Regions from separate parts of the Mus musculus genome. Here region 1 is linked to region 2. A link is a loop called in an ENCODE intact Hi-C map of the cell type or tissue named here. Cell type or tissue: heart. All regions are shown on one strand. Links, peaks and the distances in the headings refer to the core of each region. The heading gives the core; the rest is flanking DNA.

Region 1 (16,559 bases), core at 3,662-11,661, 280 kb before region 2:
CCCATCTCTCAGACGCAGAGGATCTAGGGAACTTAGGGAAAGGCCTAGAGATTTCCTGACACCTGTGTAGAGCAGGCCCTTACCCGACAACTGTATGGCTAGAAAAATCCAAAAGACAAATGACAACAACAACAACAACAACAACAAAAGAGATTATGTTTAGGGTTGTTTCTGTCATTCAGTAGTGTGCCCTGGTAAATATAGCAACTTTAAGAGAACTTGAATTTAAATCCATGTTTTTCTGATCCCCAACCCCCATTCAGAACGCTTGCATTGTTATAAGTGATTATCAACCATTCTGGAACAAGTAAAATTTATTTTTAAGAAGTGAATGTAAAATGTTGTCTATGATTCTTCTCTTTATTTAGGGTAGAAAAGTCAACATACATAAAAATTATTGAAGTTTCTCATTATGGTGATAAAAGCTGCTATAAATATATTTTCCTGAAACACATCAATAGTTTAAAATGTTGCAAGCAGATAAAAATATTATTTTATGATTACCATCTGAATATATACCAGTGTTGACATGCTTTTCAGATATTACCTAGATGTTTATTCATTGTTCATCTTTCCAAACACAAACACCAGACAAATAGGGTACAAAGATTCCAGTAATAAAAAAGGATAGAACTTAATCAATGCGTTTTACCTGTTCCCCTTCTAGATCAAAGTTAACTGCTCTCTCTTGATAAATGGCCAAGGTCACCAACTAGAATGATAGCCACTGCATTTATAATCTGGAAAATGAAGGGAATTCCTCTTGTAAGGCTGTGACTTGTAGGCACTAGATTGAGAATTCTTTAATTTAAAGGAGAAAGCACTCAATTTTATAAGAATGCATGTCAGTTCCTCCATCTAGAGTAGGTTTCCCATATTTACTGAGTAAATCTGGATAGTATATTGCTACAGAATGGCAAGAACAGGACAGAATGAGCAGCTGACACTGCTCAGATCCTCCTTGACTTTCCTAGTACCAGGGACTTCACTGAACTCAACATATGGAGCAAATATCATTGCTGCAGCAGTTGTGTCATGTTTCCATGACTTGCTAAGATCAGAAGTAGTTGTGACCCATGTCATTGGTCTGAAATAAGGTACATGCTACAGGCAAAGAGTCTGCTGGTGTGGGATCAATTTTCATGGCATTAAACTTAGAATTTGCCCATGAAATAAAGTGTTGTGCTCTCTCAAGGATCTCTGCAAAATTTCTTGACTGTGCCTGTAATATTTCTGTTCTTCATGGAACTATTCTTCTTGGCTTTTAAGCTTATCACCAATAATATTTTGGATTCTTAGAAAAATATTATAACTTGAATATTTAAGATGCTTTCTTACAAAGTATGAATTGTTAGCTAATGATTAGCTAACTTGCTTGTTCCTCAGATGTTTTATTAACTAGAGATTTCATTGTGTCCCAAGGATACCAGTTAAAAGGCACTCTGACCCACATTCTCAATATTGCAATATTCCAACATGAGCAATAGAGAAAGCATAGTTTACTGAGTAAGATAGTACATAAAACTAGGTAATTTTTCAAATCTTTCAATATTGTGGTATTTAGCCTGAATTCCACCATTTGAATTTTCAGTCATATTAGCTGCCTTTCACATTCCTTAAGTTCTCAGTAATTTAAAACCTTACAGACACTAGGCAGTGTGAAGCTTCCTGCACTGCTATATTCTTGTTATCTGCAATTGGAAGGAACAGTTTGCCAAGGACCATGCCTTCCCCTCTTATTCCACGGAGGAGCCATTCTGTCCAGCGGCCTGTGGTGAGCTGAGTAAAGAGCCCTGGAGCAGAGAGCTTGCTCTTGGGACCTCTCCACATGGTCATACAAGCTCCTGCTGGCAGCCAGCGTTCTACTAGGAACGTGAGCTTGGGCGTCTCACCCCCACCACATGGTTACATTACTGCTCTTCCCAGTGACTCATTTTCCCGCACAGCAGAGTCTTTAAAAAAACATAAAACCTTATGACTTTAATTATATCAATCCATCTGCTCAATTGTCCCCCACTCGTGTTTTCCGGGCTCCCAGTTGTGAAATCAGAGCATGCGGTTATTTCCTCTGAGATGTTTCATTAAATGGTATTCAGCACAGAGGAAAGCATTTTTGAATCTTTAATGTTCTGCTACCCACAGATATGTGGACCTCCTGTCCTGCTTGTTTTAGCATAAATTGTTTAGAAACTCCACCGATAGTGCATGCTAAAGCCAGTACCATATGAGCTCCATCCTGTGGACAATAAGCCAAGGTTATTGGAAATTTTCTATTAGGAAATAATGTGTTTCTGTTTTAATAATGAATTGAATTCCTTAAATATTGAATATGATGATATTCTCAGAAATTATTATAATTAAAATAAGATTGTGAACATGAGTGGAAATATTCTCTTATAAGCACATGGATGCTTTCAACCGTGCCCTATTGGGAAGTCTTCATGGGTTGCTGAGAGAATGTGTGTAGATGGCACTCTCTGATATCACACAGTACTGTGGCCCTATGTGCTCCTGAGACTTAGCCTCTATAAATTTTGCTGTGAAGATTAGTGTCCATCGGTTGTTGGGACCCTGTGATTTTTTTTTCAGATGAAGATAAAAGGCAGTCATGTGTTCATCTCTAGGAAGGAGGCGGGCTGGGATGGCCTGTTGGATGTGCTCCTGGAGACTGCCTTTCTTGGTGTCTCTGGCCATCCTGCTTTGCAGAACATTACCCTTTACCCCAGGTGTCAAAGCATCCTTTGTTCCAAACATGCTTCTTATCTCTTCTCCACATAAGCAAAATGACTATTTAATGGAGACTTCTCAAAAAAGCTTTGCTTCCTGCTAATGTCAGTCTTCTTGCCAGCACACTGAATTTTCCATGCATCACTAATCCCATTGTTTCTATTTCTATGACATGTAACAACTTTCTACAAGGAAACCCATCCAGATCAGGGCGCCATCTGACAAAAATAACTTTGTTGCCAGACTTAGCTGAATATAAGCTGTCTTCTACAACTCTTTTCAGACTTAGCTTTCTCACTGTGCTCAGGAGCCTGTTCTTTCTCTTTCTACTTTTGGTTCACACATTTGTAATACCTTACACATCCCAATCTGCTGGGTTGTTTACCTAGAGGCAGTACCCACCAGGATGGTGATTCCAGCCATCTCATACAGTTTAGGACTCGCTACTTTTCCTATCCTAATTAGTATCATCTCATCTTTTTGTTCCTCGCTATAAATAGGGTTTTCACTTTCCTGACTCACTTTAGAAGCCCATTTTTACTGGCCGAGATTCACAGGCATTCCTTTCTAGAACAGGAGGAGAAGAAACAAAACCAATGTCACAGAGGGATTAGTGAATATCATGAGGAGAATGCTCCCACATATGAAGCAGCAGCTGAGGAGGCTCCAGGGAGAACCTAGTCATTCACATGTGACTTGGTAAGGCAGTTGTTACCACCTCCACTTCAGCCAGTTAGGGCCACACAGATGTGGTGCCCACATTGCCCCTTTCCTTCAATGTCACTGAGCCTCAGCCTGTTTTTCCTCTAAGGTCCTTGGTGTTAACAAGGTTTGGTCTCCATCAGATTGCATTTAGTCCTTTACTTCCTGGGTATTGTCTGCACTGAGCTTTTTAACATACAGGAAACTCTTCTTTAGAATAGCTGTCACTGAGGTCTATTGTCATTTCTACCTATTGACACCACCTGCAGGTAATTCACCCTTGCAGCTGTCACTTCACACTGTCACCAGAAGTAGCTAGCAAAGGGAAATGGGATGCCTGGTGCCTATCAGCAGTCCTTGGTGTCTCCTGATGTTAACATGTGGGGGGACTTAGCTTGCACCTCCTGGATTGTACAGACACTTCTGTGACAGGATCATTGTTCAGTGGCTTTGAAGGAAATCAAAGATGGCAAGAATAAGCTACAAGGTATGATAATTATTGAAAGAAAGTACTAACCAAGCACATTTGCATTTTCTGGCATGTCCCTTGAGTAGATGCTGCTATTATTGGGTTAAGCAGCAAAATGCAATTGCAAGCTCCTCCTGAGAAACTGTTAATATAATATGTATTGAAAACCCTCTACTCTGGCCATTTCTTTTGGTGGTTTCAAAATAAAAATCAGAGAACCACGAAATTCTCTTTTTAAAGGGGACACTTTATAAGATTATTTCTTCTCCCTTGCATTTAGCAAGCAGAAAAATGAAAGTGTGGAAGTATTAAGAGACTTGTTCAAGGTTAAACATAATGAAGATTCCTCAAAAAAATATAACAGAAACCTCTTTCTCAGTTAATATCATAGCAGCCATGTACAGCACTGTGCCCTTTACTTTGCTTCTGTGGCATTGGTAATAACAGAAACTTATTCTTGCCTTCAGACAGTGTTTGCATCTTCTCTCTCACTCTTGTGGTTTGAAACAGCTAAGGCATCAGCTCCAACCAATATTCACTTGAATTTGAAATTTGCTGAACGATCTGGCTGCTTTTCATTTTTTACCATTTCACACCTTGTCCGCATCTTGAGCAAGCTTGTAAGTTTTCAGCGCATACATTTCTTGTGATGATATATTGTCCTGGTGGAAAATTTCATTTACTGGCTGTGCCCTTTGCTGAACCTGTTGCTAGTCAGGGAACATGATAAGCGTATAAGTAGCATGCTACTTCATTTATCATACATCGTTTCAGACACTCAAATATCTCATATACAATTCTGCATTCTGCATAGCAAAGATCTACCCAACTCAAGAAAAAAAATCTTTAAAAAAATTGTCAGCTCATGATTTATAAATGTATCCTCTTAATAAAAATTAATCATAGTTTATACTAAATCTGTAAGTACCCCATTCCTTTATTTTCTTAATAACCCTGCTAACCACATGCTATCAAACACTAATAAAAGGTATCTGGCTTTGTGATTTGGTGTATAAGAGGATTGGAAAATATAAAAGCACGCTCTGTTTACCATAATTGAATTACATTGTGAAATAAATCAGGGCTTTGAGAATCTCAGCAGTGTCCCAAGGGTTGTCTAGCATCACGATTTTCATTCAGGGCATCCTTCAGCTGCATTTCCCTCCCTGGTAAGTCAGAGGACTCACCTGCAGAAGCTTGGCTAGAGTGGACAGTCCCAGCCCTCTGCAACTACCCAGCAAGGCTGGCTGCCCAGGGTTATTTCGCAGGCTGCTGCAGGAGGTCATGCCTACCTAATTTCAGGAACTTTCTATGTATTGATTTCTGCTCTTCTCTGCCTGTCATTACAGTGTTTTACTAGCACCCATGTTTTATGTATAGCATTAAAAAAATCTACATTCTGTCAGAATGGGGCCATTGAAATTTTGAAAGTGAAACTTGATTTACATTAAACACTGCTTAGACTAATTAGGACCTTTCTCAAAGGAATTGAGAACATGAAATACAGTTAACAATAATGTGTCCACTATCTTGCTGGTCTTTTCAGTGTAGGAAGTGCTTTGGAGACATAGAACCCATACAGAAGGACCTGCGCCATGGGCACTTATATAAAGATAGAAATTTAGAGCTACAGATACTATCATTCATGTGGGATTATTGATCCTCAGAAACAGCAGTGGTACCTAGTGCTTCAGCATCAAACTCATTTAACCTACCTGTAAGTCTGCCACTACTGGACCACACGCCTTGTGGGCAAGACTCATACAAAAGGGGAGGTACCTCTCAGATGAAAAACCACTCATTTGTCTAAAGAAGGATATCCCTTTCTGAAATTTATATCTGAATTCAAAATTTGGATGCTTTGCCTTTACTGGCTAGAAAAATTACCTTGGCAACCTATGTGGCAACAAACTATTTGACTTTTTCCATTTCCCATGTTCCCATTTTTTCCTGATCTGGGGATAAAAAAAAATATCTCTTAAGTGTTCATTAAAGATACAGTAAGCCAGGCAGTGGTGGCATACACCTTTAATCTCAGCATTTGAGAGGCAGAGGCAGGTGGATTTCTGAGTTTGAGGCAGCCTGGTCTACAAAGTGAGTTCCAGGATAGTGAGGGCTATACAGAGAAACGCTGTCTCGAAAAAGCAAACAAACAAACAAACAAACAAACAAAGAAAAGAAAGAATGAAAGAAAGAAAAGCTATAGTAAGAGCTACCAAAAAATACATATGCCCCCAAAATTCACATTTTGCATATAATTTCAGGCCATACAAATGCCCTGAAGTTTATTCATAGATGTACCACAAGAGTGCTGCATACTACCCACCAGTATACATGCTATGAAGCATCTACAAACTCAGGTTAAACGTTACTCGTTCAAGTGGTCCATAGCCAGCTCTCCGTCACTACAACAAAAGAACGTAGACACTTTTCTTGTCATATTAAAGAGTTTTCTTGTTGTCTTTCATACTGTTAGAGGTTCCAGTCCATGATCACTCAGTTCCATTAGTCTGAGATCCCAGTGAAGAGCACATCATGGCACAGTGTGTGACAAATCAAACCTTCTACATCATAAGCTTGAAAGCAGAGATAGTGAAGAAAAGGCCAGGGTCCCACACTAAGGAACAGGCTGCCAATGATTTAATGACTTCACAACATTCACTAGAAAGGAAGTCTTGCCATACTGTAATTTACTGATCAAATCTCACCACCTCCTGTTTCTCCAACTGAAGATGTGTTGGAGTACACATGTACCAGTTTACAAATTATGTATGGTGCTGATGCACCACAGTGGCAAAGTCCATATTGGTGAGCCATGTAGCTCACAAAATCCAAAGCATCTACTATTTGGCCCTTTACAGAAAAAGCCTATCTTGTAAGATCCCTACATTACAGCTATAAACAGAGGGGAAGGTCATTTGTGGACAAGCTGCCTTTATTCTGATGGGAGGAACTGGTTTGCTCTATTGTGATAGCCTATGGATAAGCCTGAGCTAGACTCTGACAGCCGATGACAGTAAGAACCTCCTCTCAACCGGAACCACGTCACATGTCCACTGAGAGAAAAATGGCCAACTGCCAATGATACACTCACATAGCAAACTGGCACACAACAAGAAAAGATCAAAGTTCACCTACTTCCAGGAGCATGACTGAAGCTGGGAAAGGTGGATATAGAAGGGTACGTCCTATGTGCTCACCTGCATAAAGTGCCAGGACAGACAAAACTAACTCATGGTGATACAAGTTAAAATAACATGGCAAGGGTGGTGCCTAGAGAAGGGTGCAAGGGGAAGCACCTGGACTGCTCAGATCTCATGTACCTTCATCAGATAGGGCAAGATGGTGAAGAAATCTAATGGTTTAGTTGGGTTAAATTAAGTGTGCTTTCCACATGTGGTAGGTGTGTCTGATTCTAAGCTGCATGAGTATGTGTGCTTGTGTGTACCCGCATGCATGTGTATATGGGTATATGCATATACATGTGTGTGTGCATGTGTAGGGGGAGAGAAAGACTGGGAGAGAGAAAGAGACACACAGAAAGAGAATGTTCTTAGCTGAAGCTATCAAAGTATGCCTCCTGATTGCACCCCCAAATAGTGAGGGAACGTGTGCTAGTTGTCCTAACGATACCTCAGTTTCTCATACTGTAAAACAGCCAGAGGGTGTAGGCCTATAAGTATCTTTATCTACAACTCAAAAATTCTCAATGAAGCAAAGATGTTTTCAGTAACCCTTTAGTGGCAAAATTATTCTTAACCTGTATCAGGCTATATATAAATTTTATTTATCTAACTTCATGTAGAAAGAAAGAGGTAGACCTTTTACATTTTTATTTTTATTTGTGTGTGCTTGTCTGTGTGTGTGTGTGTGTGTGTGTGTGTGTGTGTGTGTGTGTGTGCCTGCATGTGAGCAAGTATATCCATATGCATGAAGATACAGACAGAAGCCAGAGAGTGCTTGGACCCTCTAGAGCTTTCATTATAGATAGTCATGAGTCACCTAAAATTGATGGTGATAATCAAACTCTGGTGTTCTGAAAGAGCAGCAAGTGCTCTTAGCCACTGAGCTATAAGAAAGAGGTTTAATTGCCAGAATATTAGTATGCTTGACTGCCTATGCTATCTCGACCATAGTAGGACATCATGTAATAAATAACATTCATAACTATCGCGTATGTGAATACATTTGCACTGAAGCATCTAGACTGAGGACTTCAAGTAAGGGTTGTGCATTTATCCTCTCCTCACAGAATTTACAGGGCTTGATGCTATGCCTGAGGGTATTATCACAGTGTCTGGCCCATACAAGCTCTTAACAAAGATTCACCTTATTATTATTGTGCTCTCTGTTCTCACTCCAAGGAAACCTACAACAGTAATTTTTCTTAGGGCCAGTTGACATCAATATGAAAACTATCCCATGTCAAGTTTCTAAGAATCATGGCCTACACATTTTCCTTTAAGCAAACTTTTAAAGAAAGGAGTAGAGAGGTTGTGAGGACTGTGGCCCCCTAGGGGGAGCCAGCCACTAAATCAACACCTGGAGGAACTTCACAGGTCTCTCAAGCTTTTAGATTGTATTTCCAAGTGACCTTAGACCAGAAAAGTGCTAAGTGTTCTTGGACAGCATTTCTTGGCATTCCCTGAGGAACTAGGAGGGGAGTTTTATTCCGTGTGGATTCTGTCTGAGTTTAGAAAATCCACCACTTCCTGCATTTGATCTGGGCTAGACATACCTGAACACCCCACTGAAGGGCTTCCTTGTAATGGTGATTTCTCCTCTGGTACTAGTCTATATGTTTACTTACGCAGTTACATGTCTGTTCAAGTCATCTAAGAATAAGTGAGCGAATAAGTTTGAAAACAAACAGCATTTAGATAAAAATTCAAATGTTAAAATTCCGAATGAGTGATCCAAAGAAGTCACAGAAGAATTTTCTAGAGATATAACTGTACTGGAAAGAGGAGGTCACTAACATAGTGACATGTGACTTAGACCTGAGTGACGTCGACATGCATCAAGAACTTGTGAGGCATTCCATGTGTGAGATAGCTAAGTCAACCAGAAAGAAGTCAAATAGAATACTGCATCTTGTACTGACAGAGGAACACTGGCTGAAGACAGCAAAGGTCATCCAGGGACAGTATTTAAGAACTCATTTGAGAGGATATCTTTTGTTGCTTAGTTAATTGAGTTGTAGGCCTGATATTGAGAAGGATTTTCTTAGATTTATTGACCTACACAGTCTATAACATATTTACCTTTTTTAGTATATACTTCTATAAGATCTGGAAGACACTATAATCCAGTGTAACTACCACCACTGTAAGATTGAGAGTTACATCCTGTCAAGCTCCTTTTGAAATTAACCATCTATGGTCCTCAGCTCTTAGCCAACCATCTATATTCTGTCTCAATTGTCTGCCTTTTCCTAAAAGTCATAACCATAGGCATCCCTCAAATCTACCTCCCTGAATTTCACATACAGACCTGAAGAATGCCCGTTCTGTAGTAGAGGGTAACTTCCTTAGCATTGGACTTCATTGCATGACTTCAGGATTAATCCATTCACCAGCGTAAGAACATCTGCATAGTTTTTCATTTTTTTAGCACCTATGAATAAAGACATTATAATCATTTGGTTTTCTTTTTTCTGTGAATATACTTTATATTTCCCTTAGGTAATATTGAGAACAAGATTACTGTTAGATGTACACTAAGTGCCAGCAGTTTTCCAAAGTGGATGTATGGTTTGATAATCTCATTAACAATGTCTAACTGGTGCTGTGACTTCATGCCCTTGTCAGCACTTGGGGTTATCAGTTTTGGATTTGTTTTTTCTTTCTTCTTATCCATTGTTTTTAGTTTAATCATTCTGAGTATGGGTAGTAGCTCACTGAGACTTTACCTTCTCAGATGGCTACTAATGGGCATTTCTTATTGTCTCATTTGCTTCCTCTATCTCCTCTTTGAAAACTGTCTAAAGAAAAAGATTACAGATTTTCTTCTCCTTGGATTGTCATGTGGTAAAATCAAAACTGCAGAGAGACAGATCTAGGCCTAGAATAGACGTAATGTGAAATTAAAACCAGATAGAAGAGTACTTCATAAAGCAAGCATGAGCCGACTGAGAAGGTCTATAGCTACTGAGCAGCACATTTGCAGTGACAGATACTGAGTATGAAAAGCACCAAGTACAATGCCTGCCAGCATCTTGAACATCATAGGTACCATTATTCATGCTGCCCCAGATATATGCAGAAACATTAGTTTTCTTGTCGTATGTTAACCTAGGCAATCTTCGCCTGACCAATGCTGAGAACCAGTAACTAGCTTTATTTATCATATGAGGAAACTGAATTCCTTGCTTTAGATCATAAAACTAGGAAGGGCTGGCTGAGCAACCTGAACCCTGGTGATATTCCCATATACTAACAAATGATGCTTTCCCGATAGAAGCATGTCCATTTGTCAAATAAGTTGAAACAATAAATGGCAAGAACTCACTCCACACAAATATGTCTACTTATATGCACCAATAAAAATGAAAAGAATTCCTTAAAAATGAAATCACCAACTATAACTACTTCATGGGTCTGGTTCATAGACAAATACTGGTTTAACAGACACATTAGTCACAGCTACATATACAATGACTTGTCTGTAACTCAGCTATCATATTGTTTGGACAATAACAAAATGGCAGGATACTTCCTTATGTGTCCAGTTGAATAAAAACTAATGGTCCTCAGATTTGGCAGACTGTTGGGTTCCTTATCAATTTTCTATGGCTCCTATTACAAGTGTGTCCTCTAGGTGATGGGAAAGAACCACCATAGATGCCTTGCAGAGACTCCTCTCCTGCACTCTCTCCTGCAGCAACTGCAAACCTGAGTCATTTCTTCAATTAGTTGTATGCAATCTTGGTCTATTCCATATTCAAATATGTCCTGTGTCATACTTTATCATGATTGTGAACTTGATGGGATATAAAATTACCACAGAGATGAACCCCTAGACAGGTCTGTGAGATCTGTTAGTTTAATTGAGCAGTACCATTTCATGGACTATCATTCTGAAGTCAACACAACAGAGAAAGCTGGCTAAGCAGAAGCATTCATCTCTCTCTGTCTGCTTCTTGACTGCGGCCACAAGTGACCTGCAGCCTCAGGCTACTTCTTCCATGTTCCCCCTGCTATCATGGACTCCCCTTTGAATTGTGAACCAAAATAAACCCTTCTTCCCTTGAGCTTCTATGGCCAGGTTTGTCAGAGCACTGGAACAAATAACTAACTCACCCAGCATCATCATTTGATCCCCTCAAGTCCACAGCAGTGTGCACCTTTGAAACTACTCCACAGAGCAAGAAAACCAAAAGCAAACAAACTAAAATATCAAAAGGCCCTCGCTCCTTCCTCAGTTATTGGTTCAGCTGTAGGAAAGTCATTTGTTGAGTTCCCCAAGAAGAGATAAGAAGTGATAACTGTAGCATCAATAATTTAGTCTAGGAACAAGAGAAATCTGTGCCACTAGATCAAGATGGACATATTTTTAGAGATTTTATATTGTAACAGTGTGAAAAGTCCAGCTTTGTCAGGATAGGACTCTAATCTCCAGAAATGAAGTTCTCCAAATCTATTTGACTTGTCTTAAAGTCATCCAGGAATCTGAGAACTTGCTCTTCGTTCTTTCTCTCTCTCTATCTTTTTCTTTTTCTCTCTATCTTTTCCTTTCTCTTCTTCTTTTTTTTTTTTTTTTTTTTTTTTTTTTGGTTTGGTTGGTTGGTTGGTTGGTTGGTTTTGGTTGTTTTGTTTTGTTTTTTTGTTTTTCAAGACAGGGTTTCTCTGTATATAGCCCTGGCTATCCTGGAACTCAGTCTGTAGACCAGGCTGGCCTCAAACTCAGAAATCTGCCTGCCTCCGCCTCCCAAGTGCTGGGATTAAAGGCATGTACCACCACTGCCCGGCTTTGCTCTGCTTTCTTAACTACTGCATTCTATGAAGCAAGAATTTAATGTGAATACGTTAAATACATTAAAATTATGCTCTAGCAGAATCCTTGTCTATGGAAAGGGTGTGGTCAGATGTGATACTCAAGTGTTATCCTGATTTTTGGAGCAAGGAAAAGAACAGGCTACTGAAAATTCAACACCCACACCAGTCTTCAACTTTTTAAAATAAAATACAAAGCAAGAGAGACTTGAGGAAACTTTCATCAAAATGGTACAAATGATGGATAATTTTCCACTTATAACATCTTTTCCCTAACAACGCCAGTGATGATATGAGAGGTAGACTGTGTTGAGGGGAAAGCTTTGCTTTATCTCCAGATGAAATACAACCAGAGTAGAAAATCAGAAACTCAACTAAAGGGTCATAAACCCCCAATTTTGGGATATTAAAATAATCCTGAAGTTCATTCACTTTAGACTGTGATGTGTCTTTTTTAAGCATTTGCAGGTTCTAAATGGCTCCTGAGAAGGAAATGGTAATGCAGAAAATCTCCAGATTAGAGAGTTTGTGTAGCAGTGGGAAGTAGTCTGATTCTGCTAGAAGTCTGGGCTTTGCTTTTATTCTCTGTGCCTATATAACTTCACATTTTCTTCTCTATGATTGAGTTTCCTCATTTGAAAAATAAACATGAGAATGGTTGTACTGAGGATTAAACGTGTTAATAAAATGGAAAATACCCAGAAGAAATTTACTACTTATTCACTGATAGTTCCCTTTTCCCTAAAATTATATTATTAAATCTAAGGAAATCACATATGAACTATCCATTCATTTCTATAAAGGTATGCATGTATGCATGCACAGAGAAAGAAGGGGTGGAGAATATGCTGGATAATGTTAATATATGATAAGTTAAAACCTAAAGTTCCTGCTCTGTGAGGCCCAGATTCTAAGTCAAGTTTTAAAATTATGAATCATAGTTACACTTAAAAATATTTGGGAGGGGCTAGAGAGATGGCTCAGTGGTTAAGAGCACTGAATGCTCTTCCAGAAGTCCTGAGTTCAATTCCCAGCAACTACATGGTAGCTCACAATCATCTGTAATGGTATGCGGTGCTCTCTTTTGGCATGTCTAAAGACAGCTACACTGAACTCATATTCATAAAATAAGTAAATAATATTTAAAATAATATTTCGCAGAGAACAGAATCTCACATTTCAATCAAAGGTAGCTTAGAACTCACGAGGTAGTCTAGGATGACCTTGAACTCTCAGTAGTCCTCCTTGGCCCCTAAGTGCTGAAATTACAGGTGGGGGCCACCTCAACTGCCTTCACCATCCATCCTTTCTATTGACAGAGTCATTATCTCCTTCTGAGAGAATCTAAATTGCCATCATATCTTCCTCAACATCCATATGCGGCCACCTTCGCCCAGAATGGTTCGCCTTATAGAAGATGCCCACCCTAGTGGGACAGAGACAGAAGCAGTCATAGGACCCACATAGACTCCAAGCAGACTTTGATTTTTCTGAATATCTGAATGGCCAAAAAAAAAAAAAAAAGAGTGTGGAGATGTAGTATGCTCTAATATTGTAGGTAATTCATAGAAATAATGTGAGACTTAGGAAATGGGGTATCAATGTTAAAGGAATTGCTATCAAGCCAAACGAAAGTCCATTTTGTTCTTCTGTAAATCATAGGAATTGTTTTTTTTTTCTGCTGTGTTTATTTGGCAGATTCTGTGGAAGAATATCTGCCAAGCCATTGTCCCAAGAGGCTTTCCCAGTAGCAATATATCTTATTCTCATATCAAGTCTCCCCTTATGACTTGTATTTTTTTATTGAGTGCTCACCTTTCCCTCACACTTATTAGCAAAGACACCACTTTCTCTCCTTGTGCTTCTGTTTGTCTGGCAGCCTGGATTAGAACTGAACACTAATGCAAATCTCACTGTGTTGAGAAGCAGCTTAATTTTTACAGAAAATGTCATTACCATCCACAGTAATGGTTTCCCCCACTATTACACCAGATTGAACAGAACCGCATTTAGATTTTCAGTAGAGTGCTCCAGAGGAGGGAGAAACAATCCCTGAGAAGCAGAAGGACTCCCAAGTGTTTAACCATGCAAGTAATGCTTTTACCACTGTTTCCAACCCTTCCACAGACATGATAAATGGGGCAAAATGTAGATGACATTGGGGGATCAAATAGAGGGAGAATCTGAAATATCATTCATGGCGTATTTCCTCTCTTCTCTGTGAACTACAGAGAGCTACAAACCCATGTGGCTTAAGATAACCTCTAAGAAAGTATCAAGATTTCAGCCTTATAAAGGCCAAACCCAGCTTTCAAAAAAATCCTCCCTGGATTAATCTTGGCCAGCCTTTAGGCACACTGTGAGTGAACTCATTCCTCATCAAATAGGTCCCTCTTATATAGCAGGCTTTGTCATCGTCACTAGGACCTTGAACAAGGACAGCAAAGGCTGAGTGGATATTCTACTGGGAAGACAACATACTTAGCCAAGGGTGTGCTCAGATGGCATGTAATTTAAAATTATAATAAGCGCTAGGAAGGAGGAATGCCCAACATCAGGGCAGAGAAAATAGAAGACATATCAACTAGATTGAGACAATTTAGGTCGACTCCCCTCTTGAAAGTGACAACTAAGGAATATTAATGGAAGATCAACTGAACCAGGATTCTTGGTGTCAGGTGTCGGTCTCAGCCTAGATATTTGAACTTGGGAAAGTTACTTAAACTACCTGGGCCTTAGTTTTCTTATGGAAAACTGGGATGACAGAACAACCTGTTTGTCTCAAGGTATTGATTAGATGACCTCCTGAGAATTACCTCATCCCTGGAAATGCTTACTCAACAGCACCACCATCACTCCTCATGGACAAGGAGGCAGAAACAGAAGTACAAAGGTAGATGCGATGACTCTCATGGTCAGGATTGGATTTCAGTTTCTTCCCTCACCATGTTTCCCCAGTTAATTGTTGCCTGGATGTTTCCAGCTCCAAAGAAGAACAGAGAAGCTTTCTTCTCTGCTCAGTTCTGAGACCCATACCAGCTCAAAAGCCTGTGGAACATTTAGCCTATCATCTGAGTGAGGAACTAGGAAAAGGGACAAGCATGTCTCCCATGCCCTTCTGATAGTCCATTGCCTGACTTGGGTGCAGCCCCATAAAAACCCACCATTTAATTCATAACCATTGCTAGCAATGGATGATGGTTGCCTTTCTTCTGTGCAGATGAAGAGGCAGGGGCTCACAGATGCTCAGTAAGATGTCTTAGTCGAACAGCTAATGGGTGTCAGGGAAAGGTTCATAGGGATGACTTAGGACTTTAAATCTAATGCCTTTTCTACTATAATCCAGTCACCTTGAGTCATCAGCTTAGGCAAGGAAATGTCATGTATTCCCAGCACCTGTGTAATGAGTGATCTTGGTCTCCTGAGACCATGAAGGAATTCCATAATACACCCTTTTCTCTAGGCTGGCACTTTCTTCAGCCAAGATCCAGTGCTTCCACGCTTTTAAGTTAGTGGTTAGTTGTGGCCTAATATTCAGGACAGCTACCTGCTAGGTCATATCAGAGCTTAAGTATCTGCTTTCTGAAGATCTCTAGAATATTTTTTTTAATCCTCTGTGATTTCTGGGTCTTTCTTTCCTGATGATCTGAATGGATCCTTTACCTAAGCATTTGGAAGTACATTTTATTCCTGAGTATGTATCTCATATGGAGGGCCAATACTACAAATGGGACTTAGTGTGTTGGTTTCCATAAAGCTCACAGCAACTATACTCATAAAAAAAGCACATTACCGCTGTGGGAGAAGCAGGCATGTTGACTTATTAAATATTGTTGGCACCTCAAATGTCAGAAAGATGCTTAAGAAAGAAGGAGAGCAAAGTAAGATTTCTGCCCAATGAGCTTACTTTCAGATTAAACATCCACACGGGAAGGTTTTCTAAAGTAGGACATTTTCAATTAAAAACCAAATGACAGACAAACAAACAAACAAACAAACAAGCCGAGGAAAGACTCCTCAGCAGGGGAAATGGAAGAGAACGGTATTTCCAAATGAGTTATGTCAGAGAATCAGAGGAACACCCGCAGACAGAGGATGTACCCTGCTGCCTCCTGAGTTTTCCATACCAGCATGAGGACACTCCTGGTGTCCATCTGTCTATGCCTCTGGGCAACAGTGGGGCAGCCTAGGGAACGTGGAAATCTTTTCCGCATTGCCTTTTTTAAAACACCCAAAACCTTACTTTCTTTTAAAATAACTATATATATATATATAGTTATTTTAAGAGATAAGGTCTTGCTGTGCTTGGCCTCAAACTCCTGGCTTCCAGCCTTCCCCATGTGAGCCTAGTGAGCCGCTAAGATTACAGAGTCATATCCCCTTTTCTTGATGCATGTAAGAATGAACAACTCTTCGGTAGGTAATTTTTGAAATGTACACATAGTACAAGACATGCCGTTAGTCCTTGTCACAATAGCCACTGTGCTTCTAGCCATCGGAAGCACTGCTGTCCTTTGCTTTGGGAATGCAAACTCAGAGTAATCCTCTTGCCATGAACTTAGGAGGCCAAACTTACTTGCCCTGGGTGCTAATTGTAACTCCACTTCACTGAGATAACTCAGCTAGGTTGGTCATGGTACTAGCCACACCTCCAGACCCTCTGAACT
Region 2 (16,559 bases), core at 3,473-11,472:
ACAACAATATGAACTAACCAGTACGCCCCAGAGCTCGTGTCTCTAGCTGCATATGTAGCAGAAAATGGCCTAGTTGGCCATCATTGGGAAGAGAGGCCCTTAGTCTAGCACACTTTATATGCCCCAGTACAGGGGAAAGCCAGGGCCAAGAAGTGGGAGTGAGTGGGTAGGGGAGCAGGGCGGGGGGGAGGGGTATAGGGGACTTTTGGGATAGCATTTGAAATGGAAATGAAGAAAATATCTAATAAAAAGATAAAAAGATAAAAGACTTAGGGAATTTTTTTTAAAGACTTATACTGAGATTCACAATTAAATGTAGAAATCCAGTATTTGGATGCTAGCCGAGTCTAATACAGTTGCACATGTGTTTAGAGATAGACCAGTGTCCCCATCACTAACCAGAAAACTGACAATTCCTCTGTGGTCCATTTCCTAATCTAGAAAAACATTGCATGACAGGTTAATCCTCCACCTTACAGGTTCTATACAGAACAGTAGTGCACAGACCTACCAGTTTAAACATTCAGCCATCTGTATCCATGATGTGACAGCAGTCAACCCAAACTTAAAAGCGTCTTCAACTGTCTCTGTACCGAGCATGTGCAAACTTGTTCTTGCCATAATTCCCTAAACATTATAATTATATGTACAGATTGCACACAAATATAACCCTTTATATAAAAGTACATAATATGTGCATAGTAAATGCACAGAAACTTTTGTCCCAAATGTGCTTTTGAAAAAAGTTTTAAAGCTTTACTAATAGCCAAGAGAGCAAAACATAGAATAGAAGGAAGTCACACAATAAATGTTTTCTTCCCCTACTCCCAGAGCCTCTCACAAAAATAAAGTATTTAATAATTACTATTCTAGCACAAAACCTGGCATAAGGCTCTGAAATAAAATTTTATTTCTAAAAGGAGCACCTAATATAGGATGCCACAGTGGGAGAAAATGCTCAGAAACTACCACAGTCTACATGATGCCTAAGCTACAGAAAATAATCTTTGTATCTGAAAAACACTTCTCAAAATAAAGTTAGCATTATAAGAAGGCTGGACAAATATCCCAACTAGGTAGCCTGCCTTTGGCTCTGAATAAAAGTATACCATATACTCCCAGGAAGTATAAATAACTCCATAGCACTGCTCAGCCCTCTCTCCCACTACAAGTGACTACGATTACTCTCTCCTTTGTCACTGCCCCCCCAACTCTTACATTTACATATGCACTCTTTTCCTATTCTAGCAGACCAAGCTACATTCCAAACAACTCTAAAACCAATTTTTAAATTCATTTTTTTCCAATGACTGTGTAAAAAGAAGAGAACCTTAGACACAGAAGTGCCTGGAGACAACACAGCCCTCCTATTTGGAAAATAGACACAGATTTTAAGTAAGTGTGTGTGTGTGTGTGTGTGTGTGTGTGTGTGTGTGCGCGCGCGCGCGCGCACATATCAACTGTGCCAATACAATATTCTCAAAATATCTCTTACGAGATAAGAACTTTTGCTGGACCTCACAATCAGAGTTAATAATACACTGTGAGGTCACTTAAGGCTGCTAGCCTATTGTGTACTCAGATTGTCAGTCTAAGCTGCCTTTAGGAGAACAATGTAACAATCAACTTTATTTGCCTTGGATTTCCCATTAACAACTTCTACAACCTAAACTAATGCACAGCTGCAGTCATAAATTATGTGCTCTTTGGGGCCCCTAACTCAGTAGTGCATGTGTATCATTTGTGGAAAGCAGGAAATGCTGAAGCTGAAGGAAACTTTCTAAAATCTCCCATAAAGGTTGAAAGCAAAGATTTATAGTTTTGGGTTGATAAAAATGATGTTTGCTATCTGGATCAGTTGGGATCAGTTAGCGTCAGCAACTTAATCCCTTGTAAAACCCTGTTAAAAATTTCAGTGATGAGTCCCATTCCTTCCCCATGAGATGTTTTCTATGCTGCTCAATAAATACAAAGCCAAGCCCTTTGTTAAGGACAGACAGACACATGAAGCTCATAAAACAGACAGGCAAACATAGGAATGAACACACACAGACACAGAGACAACATCACAAGACACAAGACAGCCTTCAGGCAGACTGGGATTGAGAACCATGCAGAGAGAAGGCATAAGTCACAGAGAGCATGAAGTAGAGAATTCAAACCTCGGCTGGTTCTTGGTTAAATGACTCCAGGAAGGGAGTGTTTGTATTTCCTTCCTTAATATGACACCTATGAGTCGTTGGTGACTTGAAATTCATTGCTGATACATATAATTTGCAGAAGCAACATTGATCCAAATGTTTTGGCAGGGAGAATCACTGTACTGTGTCTGTATTCTTAGAAGTGGAAAGGCAAGAGGTGAAATATCCCAGGATTCCTCAAGGCTCTGGGTACTTTATTCTACAGTGGACATGAATTTTCTTAATTTCAGAAACTGCTTAAGAGACACAACTAAGGGTGAAAGGGGAAGAAAAGAGAAAGAATTTGACTACAGGCTGAGGTGGAAAAGTATTTGCATAGAATGAGAAGCAGAGAACACAAGATGCTTGCCTGTCCTCAGGTTGTCAGTGTACTCTGGAGATTTACGCGAGTATATTCCATCTCTGTATTTTGGTACAGTAAATGTAGGGGAGTTTAGAGGGTGTTATAAAATTAATTTATAATTGAGATATGTTCATAACATAAATTCTTCACAAGCAGGAGAGATAAGAAACATTCTGGAATATAAAAAGAATTAACAAGGAAGACTATGCAGTGAGTTTTAATCAAAAGAAGAAAATAATAATTAGTACTTGTCTTTCCTGCTAGAGCGTGTGCACTAACAATGCCTGTGTGTTTGCTCGATGGCTTCACACCTTGTTTACAGTTCATTGTTTATCTTACCCTCATTTCCTAGGCCCCATCACAATTACTTTTCTACTACTATAATTTCTATTTATCCTTTTGATGAAACTTAAATTATCTTTTAAATGCTTAAACCAAAAGGCTTACATTTATGTGTGACATAATGCACACCACTGACATCATTCTGGTTAACTATTGTTATATTCCAGAGGCATACAAAGAGTCACTAATAAAACACCAGGGGAAGTTGAACCATAACCATGATTATCAAAGGTTTGGTCCTTGACCAGCAGCCTCAGCATGGCCTTGCAGATGTGAATTCTTGATTCCATACCCACGGGGACTGTAGCTGTTCATCTCTGTGTAACATTACCACAAAACAGTGCATGTGTCTCACGTTTCAGCTTCCATGGATCAGGGCACAGGTGTTGCCTAGGGCTGGGATTTCCCATGTGAGATGGCATCATTTCAAAGCTTACTGCTGGATGGGATAATCAAGTTTCTCATTGATGGAAGACTGAGGTCCTCAATTTCTAGCTGTCAGGGCTTTCTCTCAGATGGTGGAGGCTGCCACCATTCTTCCACAGGAGCTTCTCTGTAGCATGAGAATTAGTTCTTCCAATGCCTGCAAAAGATAACTCTCACTTGAATACTTTAGCCTGTTAAGATGAAAACATTGGTAATACAATGTAAGGGTAAAGACCTCATCACTGTGGTCATATAAGCTAATTTAATCAAGTGTCTGACAGCCCCAATTCATAGGCTCTGCTCACACTTATGAGAAGGGGATTTCACCAGGTACATACAGCAGAGGGTGGGAATCTCCAGGGCTATTAATGCTTTGAATGTGTCCTCCAAAAGTTCATGTGATGAAAATTTAATCTTCAAATTCTTATATACTGGAACCTGATATAGCTGTCTCATGTGAGGCTATGCCAGTACCTGGAAAATACAGAAGTGGATGTTCACAGTCATCTATTGGATGGAACTCAGGGCCCTCAATGGAGGAGCTAGAGAAAGTACCCAAGGAGCTGAAGGGGTCTGCAACCCAATATGAACTAACCAGTACCTCCAGAGCTCGTGTCTCTAGCTGCATATGTAGCAGAAGATAACCTAGTCGGCCATCATTGGGAAGAGAGGGCCCTTGGTCTAGCAAACTTTATATGCCCCTGTACAGGGGAATACCAGAGCCAAGAAGTGGGAGTGGGTGGGTAAGGGAGCAGGGTGGGGGGAGGGTATAGAGGACTTTTGGGATAGCATTTGAAATATAAATGAAAAAATATCTAATAAATAATTGAAAAAATCTTATATCCTTTAGAGGTGGTACCTTAGGCAGGTGATTAGGATTGGATGAGGTCAGGATCCCCAATGAGAGCATTAGAGGCTTCATAATAAGAATGAGACAGACCTGAGCTAAAACGCTTGCCATGTGATGCTCCCACACACCTTATAATGCACAAGTGAGCCCTTGCCAGATGCTGAGCAAGTGCTGGCATTATATCCTTAAACTTCCCAAACTTCAGAACTGGGGACCAGATAAATTTCTATCCATTATAAATCCCCATCTTGAGTATTTTGTTACAGCAGCAACAAATGGGCTGAGACAGGGGCATTCTCCAAATTCTACTTGCCACACCTGTCCATTCAAAGAGGCCAATACAAGACCCCAGGTGGTTTTCTCTTGTTCCCCAACTCTTCAGTGTAGACTGAGGAGTTTAAAACCATGAAATAATTTAAGAGTTCAAAGAGATGTCTGATTAGTGCTCAAAACTAATTTCTCCCCACAAAGCTGTTCCACCTTGAGATTCAGGGGGACATCCTGATCTGTGTAGGGATCCCACTTTCCAATCCTGAAAGCCAAAAGATGGGGCCAGGGATAGAGCTAGCTATGCATATCGTTTCCCTGGCTCCCATAAGCATAACAGTTATAAATGGTCAATGTATTTATTCAGCTACTATTAAAGAAAAATCAGCCGCAGATTTATTTTAATAAAATCATTTGGCTGTGTATTCAACAGATGTCCTGAGAGACTGTAAAACATTGTCTCTATTGCTTTGAGTTTTCTAAGCTTCCAGTGATGGAAGCAAAACAGCATCTGTACCATGCCTCCTGTCATAACAAACACACTCGTTAAAATACAAAGAGCTTGACACTAATGAGCTGCAAGTGTATGCATGCACACAAGCACAGTGGCTTGAGTGTGATTTTTGAATGGCACATTGTGTTAAGACTTTGTAGTTATTAGCAGACCTGGAGAACAAACACAAACTCTCAAAGCATCACTTTAGAATACTTATTGAAATTGTAATGGTCTCTTCTAATCTCAGATGTTGTCTAAGCCTCCACAATTCAGGAGGTGCAGTGCTGTCTGAACTGTACAATGAGGGCAACCACTTTCTGTTCCATCCAGTTCTTGGTGGACAGAGAGAGGTATGAGCTCCTAGGGTTCCTGGTTTGCACCTGTCAGTTCCAGCCCAAGTCTCCTCCAGATAGATGGGGTTTTGGTATTTATCTATATGGATGATATTTCATCTTGAAATCTGCTCAGAGAGAAGCCCACAAAGCCTTTGTCAGAATTTATGGACCAAAAGGAAGCTGCCTTTCAATGGAAAGACTTTGCTTTGGCTGCTGTCTGCAATGACTGCCCAAATCCTGCTGCTCTTCTGAAATTCCTGTTGTCCACACCTTCCTTGGCAGTACAAACTGAGAGGACAACTAGTCATAACCATCTTGGGGTAGCAGACACAGGGTGCTTTTATCACTTGCTACCTCTTTGTATCCAAAGCAGAAGTTGCCTCACTGGGAATAATTGTGCAAAAGCATGAAAGGACTAACTGCTGAAGGTCATAACCAGAGACACCAATGCGTCTCAGAAGACAACAGCTTTGCTTGTTTTCAGGGATTGAGAAAAAGACCCTTCAGAAGGTCGGCACTTCTAGAAGGACAAAGACCTGCTTGTCCTTGCAAATGCACTCTCAGAGGAGACTGGCAAGCTTCTTGCTGCAGGTTCCTGAGAGCTCATCACACTCCTTGTTGAAGAAACTAGGAGCAGCCCCAGTGACCTGGAGTTGCACATACAAATGACAATCCAGAAATATTCTTGTCATGCTAGAAAGAGTAGATCTAAGAGCAGAGAAGTAGAGGGTAACCCATAAGGGGGGGAACACCCTCTTTCCAGGCTAGCAGGTATAGGGGGAATACCTTGGTTGCACATATTTTTGTCAATGAGAAAGTTTCACACCACTGTAATGTCAAAACTCATGCTTCAGATTTCGAATACTGTATTCACTATTCTGTGATTCCCTCGTCTTAAATCCACCTTAAATTTCTGTTCCTATATGTACATGTTTATAAAATCCTTTTGTGGTATATAATGAATGACAAATGTAGAGAGCCGGCCAAGTAGATTAATGTATTTTTGTAGACTCAACGACTATTGGTACAGAAATAAAATGCCCCAAATCATAGTTTTAACCTTAGATTCAACTCTTTTTTTTTAGACACATAAGCAAATGTTCTAGCACTGAGTGACACCTTACACCACTCCCAGCCAATTTTTAAAAGATAGAGTCTCACAAAATTTTCCAGTCTAGGCTGGATCTTGTTATGAATGTATCCCAGGTTAGCATCACACTTGCAGTCCCCCTGACTCAGTCTCCTGAGCAGTTAGGATTACAGATGTATACCACTGTATGCAGCTTAAAACCATCTCTTGGAAAATATAATTCCTTCTTTGGTCCTACTGCTCTCACAGACTAAATGTGTTTCAAAATGTGTTGAGGGCAAGATAATGCCTTCAATAATGGTTTCAAGGCCAAATGTTAAAATAAATAAAATATACATAGAAGACTTAAGAGAACAACTTCCTCAGATTACATTAGCCAAGTAGCTGCCACTGAGCAAAATCTGTGGAACAGCTGGCCTTCCCCACTATTTCTCCCTTGACCAAAAGAGGACCTTGAAATGAAGAATGATAGACCAATTCCTGCCTCTAGTGTTCCTGGAGTATCTGGAGAGTTCCAGGCTCAGACTAAAAGCATGACTATTATGTCAACAGGGATCACAAGGAAAATTCACTGTCTGATGTCTGGGTCAAATCAAGGAATCCAAAATGGTAACTGGCTGCTATATGATGAGATAGTAGAGGCAGGTATGATGTCATATGCCTAAAACCTCAGCATTTGGGAAGCTGAAGCAAGAGGATTATGAGTCGAAAGCCTGGGCTATATGGTGAGATCCTGTCCTGGAAGGGGTGGAGAGGAAAAGAGAAAAAAGAAAGAAAAAAAGAAAATATTCCCCATAATGCTACTATTTTCATAAAGAAGTGACCGCAACCATTTTGCGAGGGATTCATGTAAATCATATGTCCAACTACTGCCCTAAATTTTTATTAGATTTGAAACTCAGAAAAGAAAGAGCTGGTAACAAAACACTGAACATGCCTTTAAAACATCCCTCTTCCCACATCTATTGCCAAAGCCACTTCCCATAGACCCTGCATAAGTTCTAGCACAGCTCTGCCCTCCCCTGTGTCTTAATTCCTTCCAAGAGTGCTAGTCCTTGATTTTGGTTACTTGTGTTTCACAAGCTCCTGGAATTTCCGTTTTTTGAGTGGCAGGGCTTTCTATTCCACTCTTCTTACCTCTGCCATGCCTTTGAAGGCCAGTGGAAGGATTCTACTGTGTTAAACTGTGGTGTCTGTTGAAGGATTTTAGCCCCCTGGTACCAGCACTAGAGAAAAACCCTTCTGAGCATCCTGGAGATCCCTAAGCAAGGGGACTTGTGCTCATCAATAAAGCCCAAGTTGATGAGAAGGTTTTTCAGGTGATGTGTTCTGTGTTCCTGCATAGCTAAGCGGTGAGGGAAAAGACCAGACCATTCCTAATGTAATTTCAAGTGAGATTTGTTTTCATTTTCTCTTAGAAAAACCAGGATAATTTTTAGGGACATTTGACACCCCAGGAAAATCACTGTGTATACACACGAAGAATTTCAGCTCTCCAGAGAACTCACCACCGAGAAAACTTGAGAGAATGGACCTTGGCATGTGGTGGTGATGTAAAATCGAGGGTGATGCTGGCCCTTCTTTTCTTTAACTCTGTTCTCAATAGGAACATCTCTCATCCTAGTGTACTGCAGAGGCCCAAGCACTCTATTTCCAAGCCCAGTCTTTTAGCGCCACCTGGTGTTAACTACTGTAACCACCCTTTAGCCTAATAAAAACTAAGTCTCTTTCTTAAGTACGCAAAAGTCAAGTTCATCGTCATAGGTAAAGTTCAAGTAAAAGCCAATTCAGGGATTGTTGTCCATTCAGCGCATAGCAGGACCTTGGCACACAGTAAATACCAGGATGACTGGGCACTGTGTTCGTTTTTAATTGCCATGGTTGTTTTCTAAGAATAAAAGAATTTGAAGAAGAACATAGGAACACTGATGCCTAAGATACAGTAGCTTTTCACGGTGTTAACGAGAGATTAGAGAGGTGGCTCAACAGTTAAGAAAACTGGCTGCTCTTTCAAAGAACCCAGCTTTTATACCTATCACCCACATGGTGGCTCACAACCATCTGACTGTCCAGTCCAATGCCCTCTTCTGACCTCTACAGGTACTGTATGAACATGGTGCACAGACATACATACAGGCAAACAAACAAACAGACAAAACAAAAGCAAAAAACATATACATATAATGTTTAAAAAATCGTTAACAAATTGGCTTTTAATAGAAAAAAATAGTTGTTAAGTGGGATTTTTTTAACTTCAGGAAAGAGAAACACTCCTATTTAGGCTAACCATAGTCAGATTTAGGCTAATTGTTGAGTTTCTTTCCATGTTTCATTGTGAGGAGCGGGTGTGGCCACAGCTCCAACATGGAGCCCGGGACTGCTGCCAAGTCTTATGACTGGCACCTGACTTCCTCATATCCCTCAAGATAGCCACGTACCTTGAGCTGCATTGCGCAGATGCACCAAAGATCAGATGATGTGACGAATGTAGTCCTGAGCCAATGAACTGTGCCTACGTGGACTGGGGTGAGGGGGAGTGGACTGGAGGGGATAAAGGGGGATGGCCAAGAGAGGTTGTGGCATTATTCTTTTTCCTACACATTTGTGAAGTTCCTGAATAAACTGCCTTGAGAAGGACATCGGTTTTGTCGCTTCTTTTCTGCTGGTCAGAGACGGTAGCGACAAGTGGTGGAACCCGTACGAGGATGTGATGAGTCCAGAACTCTCCGCAGTCAGAGTAGCCAGTTGGAAAGCTCCCAGGAAAGTGGAATGATTCAAGTTCTCGGTTAGAGACTATTAGGTTCCCGGATTAGGGACTATTGAGGTTCTCGGAGTGAGACAATTAAAGTTACACACACATATAGTATAGTGATCCAAAAACTAAAAGAAAAGCAATTGGTTGTAGCCCCAGAAAAGGTTCAGAAAGGAAAAATGGTGAATTATTTAGGAACTAAAATTTTTGATAGTCAAGTATCTCCCCAGAAAATTCAGATTCGGAGGGATAATTTGAGGACATTGAATGATTTTCAAAAGCTATTGGGGGATATACAGTGGGTACGTCCCTATTTGGGACTAACTAACAAACAATTACAACCATTATATAATATTTTACCGGAAGATATAGAATTAAATTCTCCCCGGCAGCTTACTGATTCTGCCCTCGTAGCGTTAAGTTTGGTTGAAAAGGGTACTCAAAAAAGGGTATCCTCTGGCAGGGCGCCCCTTTGCTATGGATACATCCCAAGATTTCACCCGCAAAAATCTTGTCTTATTGCCCTGCCTTGGTAGCACAATTGGCCTTGATTGGCCTACAACAATGTATTCAATATTTTGGCAATCCCCCTCAGGAATTGATTGTTCCATATAATATGAAGCAAATAGAAGTATTATCAGCTACTGTTGATGATTGGGCAATTTTGAGATGTAGCTTCATGGGAAAGATGGATAATCATTTCCCTAAGGATCCCATTTTGCAGCTGATTAAAGCTCATCCAGTTGTTTTTCCACAAATTACTTCTTGAGTGCCATTGCCTGATGCCCCTTTAATTTTTACAGATGGGTCTAAGACAGGCTGCGGAGCATATTTGGTCCATGGCTCCACGCCAGTAACTTTACAGTTTCCCCCTGCTTCTCCCCAAGTTATTGAGTTGCACATTGTTATAAACGTTTTTGAATTGTATTCTGAATCTTTTAATTTAATTTCAGATAGTATGTGGTTAATTCGCTAGCAGTGATGGAAATGGTGGGGAAGGTGAATTTTCGATCCACTATAGGGGATTTGTTAAATAAATTGCAATCCTTAATTTTAAATAGAAGTTCTCCATTTTTTGTCCAACACATTGGAGCTCATACAGGTTTGCCTGGCCCTTTAGCAGAGGGCAATGATTTGGTTGATAAAGCTGCTAGAGCTGCTTCTGCCTTTTTGATTCAGAAACCTGTAGAACTGGCTCCTGGATTTCATTCACAGTTTCATGTGAATTCCAAAACACTTTCTTCTCAATTTCATATTACTAGAGCAGAGGCAAGAGATATTGTTACGGCTTGCAAAGCCTGTGGCCCCCTATTGCCTCAGGTGAGTGTGGGAGTAAACCTTCACGGCCTGCTTCCCCTCCACATTTGGCAAATGGACATGACTCATTTTTCAGAATTTGGTAAACTGCAATTTGTTCATGTTTCTGTAAATACAGCCTCTTGGGTGTTGTTTGCCTCCCTACATACTGGTGAAAAGGCACACCATGTCATTGCCCATTGCTTTGAGGCATGGGGTGCATGGGGTCAGCTCAGAGAGCTTAAGACTGATAATGGACCTGCTTATACTTCAGCTTCTTTTGTTTCCTTTTGTAAAATGATGGGTGTCCACTTGGTGCACAGTATACCCTACAATCCTCAGGGTCAGGGCATCATTGAAAGAGCCCATCGCACTCTGAAAGAGTGCCTAATAAAACAGAAAGGGGGGTAGCCTCTGGCGCTCCTCCTAGGGAGAGATTAGCCATTGCTCTCCTTACCTTGAATTTTTTGAATAAAGATAAAAATGATCTGACTGCTGCGGAATGGTTTGCCAATCCCGAGGCATCCTACAAAGGCACAGTCACGTGGAAGGATGTTCTGAGTGGACGATGGCATGGGCCCGATCCTGTGTTGGTCTGGGCGAGAGGGTCTGTTTGTGTTTTTCCACAGGATCATTGCCAGCCGCTGTGGGTTCCGGAGTGATTGATGAGGGTAGTTCAAGATGAACGGAGGTGCCCTGATGAAGCTGCTTCTGGGGGTGATGATGCTGCATGCAGTGATGACTGAAGATCTATGATGGGCCCCCTTTTGTAGGGGTATTCAAGATTCGCTTCCCCCATGGACCGGCTGCCAGTCCAGGAAAGCTGCGTGGGCCGTGAAAAAATATTTTACCTTTTCCCCTTATATTAGTACCAGTCATAATCAAACGTTTTCAGGGTTTAATTGGACGTATCAAAATCCAGCCCAGAGAGGGGCAAGCAATCCTTTAATGTATGGCTGTTGTGTGGGATAAAGTGGGAGTTGTACAGATCTTTCTTCTTTGAATATGTTGATGGGTGGGGCATGGGGAAATACTAGCTTTTATTGGAATGGATCTGTATTATTTGAGTCTTCTGTTATTCAATTTGCTTATGGGAAAAATGTATTCTTTAAAGCCACGCCTGTATGCATTTGGCCTCCTTTTGTATTTTTAGTTTATAATGGTAGTTATTTTGATGATGTTGTAGAATGTAAGGAGGATAGTTGTTTTTATAGTATGTGTTGGAATGCTTCTACGTTTTCTTTAGCTATTGTGACCAGAATGCTTAGATTGGTAACATGGCCCATGCAGACCCCTTCGGTTATGACCTTGTTTAGACCCAAAGGAGATTTTGGAATAGTCCATATCAATTCCGCTCGGGTGGAGGTATCCATGGCTGAAGGACTTGCAGATTGGATTGCCACTGCTATGTCACACACACCTAAAGTAATGGGCCGGTATTGGTGGATTGGCACTGTGCTGCATGCTCATCAGTGTCCTGGCCTTTTGGTGCATCTGTCGCATGCAACATCGCCATCGCAGGGCTCAAGCTCTGTTGATACAAACCTTTGCAGCTGTGGAGATGGGACAATCTCCTCAAGTGTGGCTTGGCATGCTAGGGAAGTAGACAATGACGGGTAAGACTCCCTGGACGTGTTACCAACCTAAGACAGGAATCAGACCACTGCTGTCTGTCTCCCGATGACGGGTAAGGAGCATTGTTGCAGGGGGCAACCTAAGACAGGCATTTTCTCTGCCAATTTAAAGAATAAGGGGGAGATGTGAGGAGCGGGTGTGGCCGCGGCCCCAAGATGGAGCCCGGGACTGCTGCCAAGTCTTATGACTGGCACCTGATTTCCTCATATCCCTCAAGATAGCCATGTACCTTGAGCTGCATTGCGCAGATGCACCAAAGATCAGATGATGTGACGAATGTAGTCCTGAGCCAATGAACTGTGCCTACGTGGACTGGAGTGAGGGGGAGTGGACTGGAGGGGATAAAGGGGGATGGCCGAGAGAGGTTGTGGCATTATTCTTTTTCCTACACATTTGTGAAGTTCCTGAATAAACTGCCTTGAGAAAGACATCAGTTTCGTCACTTCTTTTCTGCTGGCCGGAGACGGTAGCGACATTTCATAATATCCCTACTAAACAAGAGAGTGTTCATACCTACTCCTTGACTACATGAAATGATGGGAGCTTTGCCACTTTCCGATTTATCTAGGGTCCTTAAGGTCATTCTTAGAAGTGAGGAGAATAGGCAAATGGGAAATGCCTGATCATAACTCAGGGTAGATGCTAAGGTGTATGTCTTACTGTGGTGGTTTGGATGTGGACTATCCTCTGAAGACTATGTTGGAGGGTTGATTACCAATGCAGTGCTCAGAATTAGGGCTTTGGAAAAATGACTGGATCATAAGAGCATGGATCTAGTCACTAGCTGAATCCAGAGATGTAATCATAATTGAATAGGCTGTCAGAAGGTGATATAGGCTATGGAAGGTGGGGCCTGACTGGAGTGCATCAGTGGGGTTTTCCTTGAAGCATGTGTCTCCTTCCCGTTTCCCAACAGCAACAACTAGCATCCTTCTCTACCAAGCACCCTTCTCTACCATGCTCCCACGGCCCCACCACATGCCTATAGCATCGGACTAACAAAGCAGTGCCCCATCTGGAACATTAAACTGATTTACGGCAGTGTTGAGGCTTCAAAAGCCAGGGAGTTTCCCACTGCCTCCATTTGGTAATGCTGCAAGTGAGATGGAGAAGCTGTGAGAGTGGATCTTCCTTTCTGCGGTGCTGAATTAATGAGACTTAGCAGCATTGCCCTCCAGTACCTCACAGAAAGGAGGCAGGGGCTGGAGTCACAGCTGCAAAGGACCAACAGTGCCCATTCCCAGGTACTTCTCTGACAGAGATGGGTGAGTGCTTCTTTGGGGGTGGCTATGGGTCTTGTAAATGCTTTGGGTGAAGAATATCATAGGTTTATTTTGGCCAACACTATTTCTACCACTGACTATTGATTTGAGTGTACAATTTGGCAGAGAGTATGTTTTTTCTCAAGGATGATAGTACAACGGAGGCAAACATCACCATCCCAATTTCACAACCAAAAAAACTAAGAACCAAGAATTATGAAACCATTCCTCAACAGTCATGGAAAACCATACTTTAAATTAAATATTAATGTCTGTGAGAGTTCTAAAACATTCCACGAATTTTTTTTTGTTTTGTTTTTTGTTTTGTTTTGTTTTAATATATTTATTAGGTATTTTCCTCATTTACATTTCCAATGCTATCCCAAAAGTCCCCCATACCCTCCCCCCAACTCCCCTACCCACCCACTCCCCCTTTTTGGCCCTGGCATTCCCCTGTACTGGGGCATATAAAGTTTGCAAATCCAAATGTCCTCTCTTTCCAGTGATGGCCGACTAGGCCATCTTCTGATACATATGCAGATAGAGTTAAGAGCTCCGGGGTACTGGTTAGTTAATAATGTTGCTCCACCTATAGGGTTGCAGATCCCTTTAGCTCCTTGGGTACTTTCTCTAGCTCCTCCATTGGGGGCCCTGTGATCCATCCAATAACTGACTGTGAGCATCCACTTCTGTGTTTGCTAGGCCCCGGCATAGTCTTACAAGAGAGAGCTATATCTGGGTCCTTTCAGCAAAATCTTGCTAGTGTGTGCAATGGTGTCAGCGTTTGGAAGCTGATTATGGGATGGATCCCAGATATGGCAGTCTCTAGATGTCCATCCTTTTGTCACAGCTACAAACTTTGTCTCTGTAACTCCTTCCATGGGTGTTTTGTTCCCAAATCTAAGAAGGGGCAAAGTGTCACACTTTGGTCTTCATTCTTGAGTTTCATGGGTTTAGCAAATTTTATCTTATATCTTGGGTATCTTAAGTTTCTGGGCTAATATCCACTTATCAGTGAGTACATATTGTGTGAGTTCCTTTGTGATTGGGTTACCTCACTCAGGATGATGCCCTCCAGGTCCATCCATTTGCCTAGGAATTTAATAAATTCATTCTTTTAAATAGCTGAGTAGTACTTCATTGTGTAAATGTACCACATCTTCTGTATCCATTCCTCTGTTGAGGGGCATCTGGGTTCTTTCCAGCTTCTGGCTATTATAAATAAGGCTGCTATGAACATAGTGGAGCATGTGTCCTTCTTACCGGTTGGGATATCTTCTGGATATATGGCCAGGGGAGGTATTACAGGATCCTCTAGTAGCACTATGTCCAATTTTCTGAGGAACCGCCAGACTGATTTCCAGAGTGGTTGTACAAACTTGTAATCGCACCAACAATGGAGGAGTGTTCCTCTTTCTCCACATCCTTGCCAGCATCTGCTGTCACCTGAATTTTTGATCTTAGTCATTCTGACTGGTGTGAGGTAGAATCTCAGGGTTGTTTTGATTTTCATTTCCCTGATGATTAAGGATGTTGAACTTTTTTCAGGTGCTTCTCTGCCATTCGGTATTCCTCACATGAGAATTCTTTGTTCAGCTCTGAGCGCCATTATTCAATGGGGTTATTTGATTTTCTGGAGTCCACCTTCTTGAGTTCTTTATATATATTGGATATTAGTCCCCTATCTGATTTAGGATAGGTAAAGATCCTTTCCCAATCTGTTAGTGGTCTTTTTGTCTTGTTGACGGTGTGTTTTGCCTTGCAGAAACTTTGCAACTATATGAGGTCCCATTTATCAATTCTCGATCTTACAGCACAAGCCTATTCAGGAACTTTTCCCCTGTATCCATATCTTTGAGGCTTTTCCCTACTTTCTCCTCTATAAGTTTCAGTGTCTCTGGTTTTATGTGGAGTTCCTTAATCCACTTAGATTTGACCTTAGTACAAGGAGATAGGAATGAATCAATTCTCATTCTTCTACATGATAACCTCCAGTTGTATCAGCACCACTTGTTGAAAATGCTGTCTTTTTTCACTGGATGGTTTTAGCTCCCTTGTCAAAGACCAAGTGACCATAGGTGTGTGGGTTAATCTCTGGGCCTTCAATTCTGTTCCATTGGTTTACTTTTCTGTCGCTATACCAGTACCATGCAGTTGTTATCACAATTGCTCTGTAGTATAGCTTTACGTCAGGCATGGTGATTCCACCAGAGGTTCTTTTATCCTTGAGAAGAGTTTTTGCTATCCTAGGTTTTTTGTTATTCCAGATGAATCTGCCGGTTGCCCTTTCTAATTTGTTGAAGAATTGAGTTGGAATTTTGATGGGGATTACATTGAATCTGTAGATTGCTTTTGGTAAGATAGCCATTTTTACTATATTGATCCTGCCAATCCATGAGCATGGGAGATCTTTCCATCTTCTGAGATCTTTAATTTCTTTATTCAGAGACTTGAAGTTCTTATCATACAGAACTTTTACTTCCTTAGAGTCACGCCAAGGTATTTTATATCATATGTGTCTATTGAGAATGTTGTTGTTTCCCCAATTTCTTTCTCAGCCTGTTTATCCTTTGTGTACAGAAAGGCCATTGACTTGTTTGAGTTAATTTTATATCCAGCTACTTCACCGAAGCTGTTTATCAGGCTTAGGAGTTCTCTGGTGAAATTTTTAGGGTCACTTATATATACTATCATATCATCTGCAAAAAGTAATATTTTGACTTCTTCCTTTCCAATTTGTATCCCCTTGATCTCCTTTTGTTGTCTAATTGCTCTGGCTAGGACTTCAAGTACAATGTTGAATAGATAGGGAGAGAGTGGACAGCCTTGTCTAGTCCCTGATTTTAGTGGGATTGCTTCCAGCTTCTCACCATTTACTTTGCTGTTGGCTACTGGTTTGCTGTAGATTGCTTTTATCATGTTTAGGTGTGGGCCTTGAATTCCTGATCTTTCCAAGACTTTTATCATGAATGGGTGTTGAATTTTGTCAAATACTTTCTCCGCATTTAACAAGATGATCATGTGGTTTTTGTCTTTGAGTTTGTTTATATATTGGATTACGATGATGGATTTCCGTATATTGAACCATCCCTGCATCCCTGGAATGAAACCTACTTGGTCAGGATGGATCATTGTTTTGATGTGTTCTTGCATTCAGTTAGCTAGAACTTTATTGAGGATTTTTGCATCGATATTCATAAGAGAAACTGATTTGAAGTTCTCTATCTTTGTTGGATCCTTCTATGGTTTAGATATCAGAGTAAT

The links. Hi-C counts contacts between places; a loop is a spot of excess contacts. Peaks named below come from ENCODE experiments on the same cell type or tissue, not always from the same donor. Only the 100,000 strongest peaks of a DNase experiment are listed, where the experiment ranks them.
Region 1: a loop joins it to region 2, with 18 times the contacts of the local background. A loop is called at or near these places in 4 of 42 quality-filtered maps.

What each region holds. Positions count from the first base shown.
Region 1 is chr13:18,324,647-18,341,205 of GRCm38, reverse strand. The region is part of intron 3 of Pou6f2 (POU domain, class 6, transcription factor 2); the gene reads left to right. Gm46402 (a long non-coding RNA gene) reads left to right here. Exons shown (of 2, transcript XR_001780867.1): 2 at 1-937. Among named protein-coding and RNA genes, the nearest start is that of Gm46402, 14 kb to the left of the region's middle. In heart, for the core only: a CTCF peak has its summit at 8,404; no DNase peak of the experiment used is centred there.
Region 2 is chr13:18,048,885-18,065,443 of GRCm38, reverse strand. No RefSeq gene overlaps it. Among named protein-coding and RNA genes, the nearest start is that of 4930448F12Rik, 43 kb to the left of the region's middle. In heart, for the core only: a CTCF peak has its summit at 8,032 (motif pointing left); no DNase peak of the experiment used is centred there.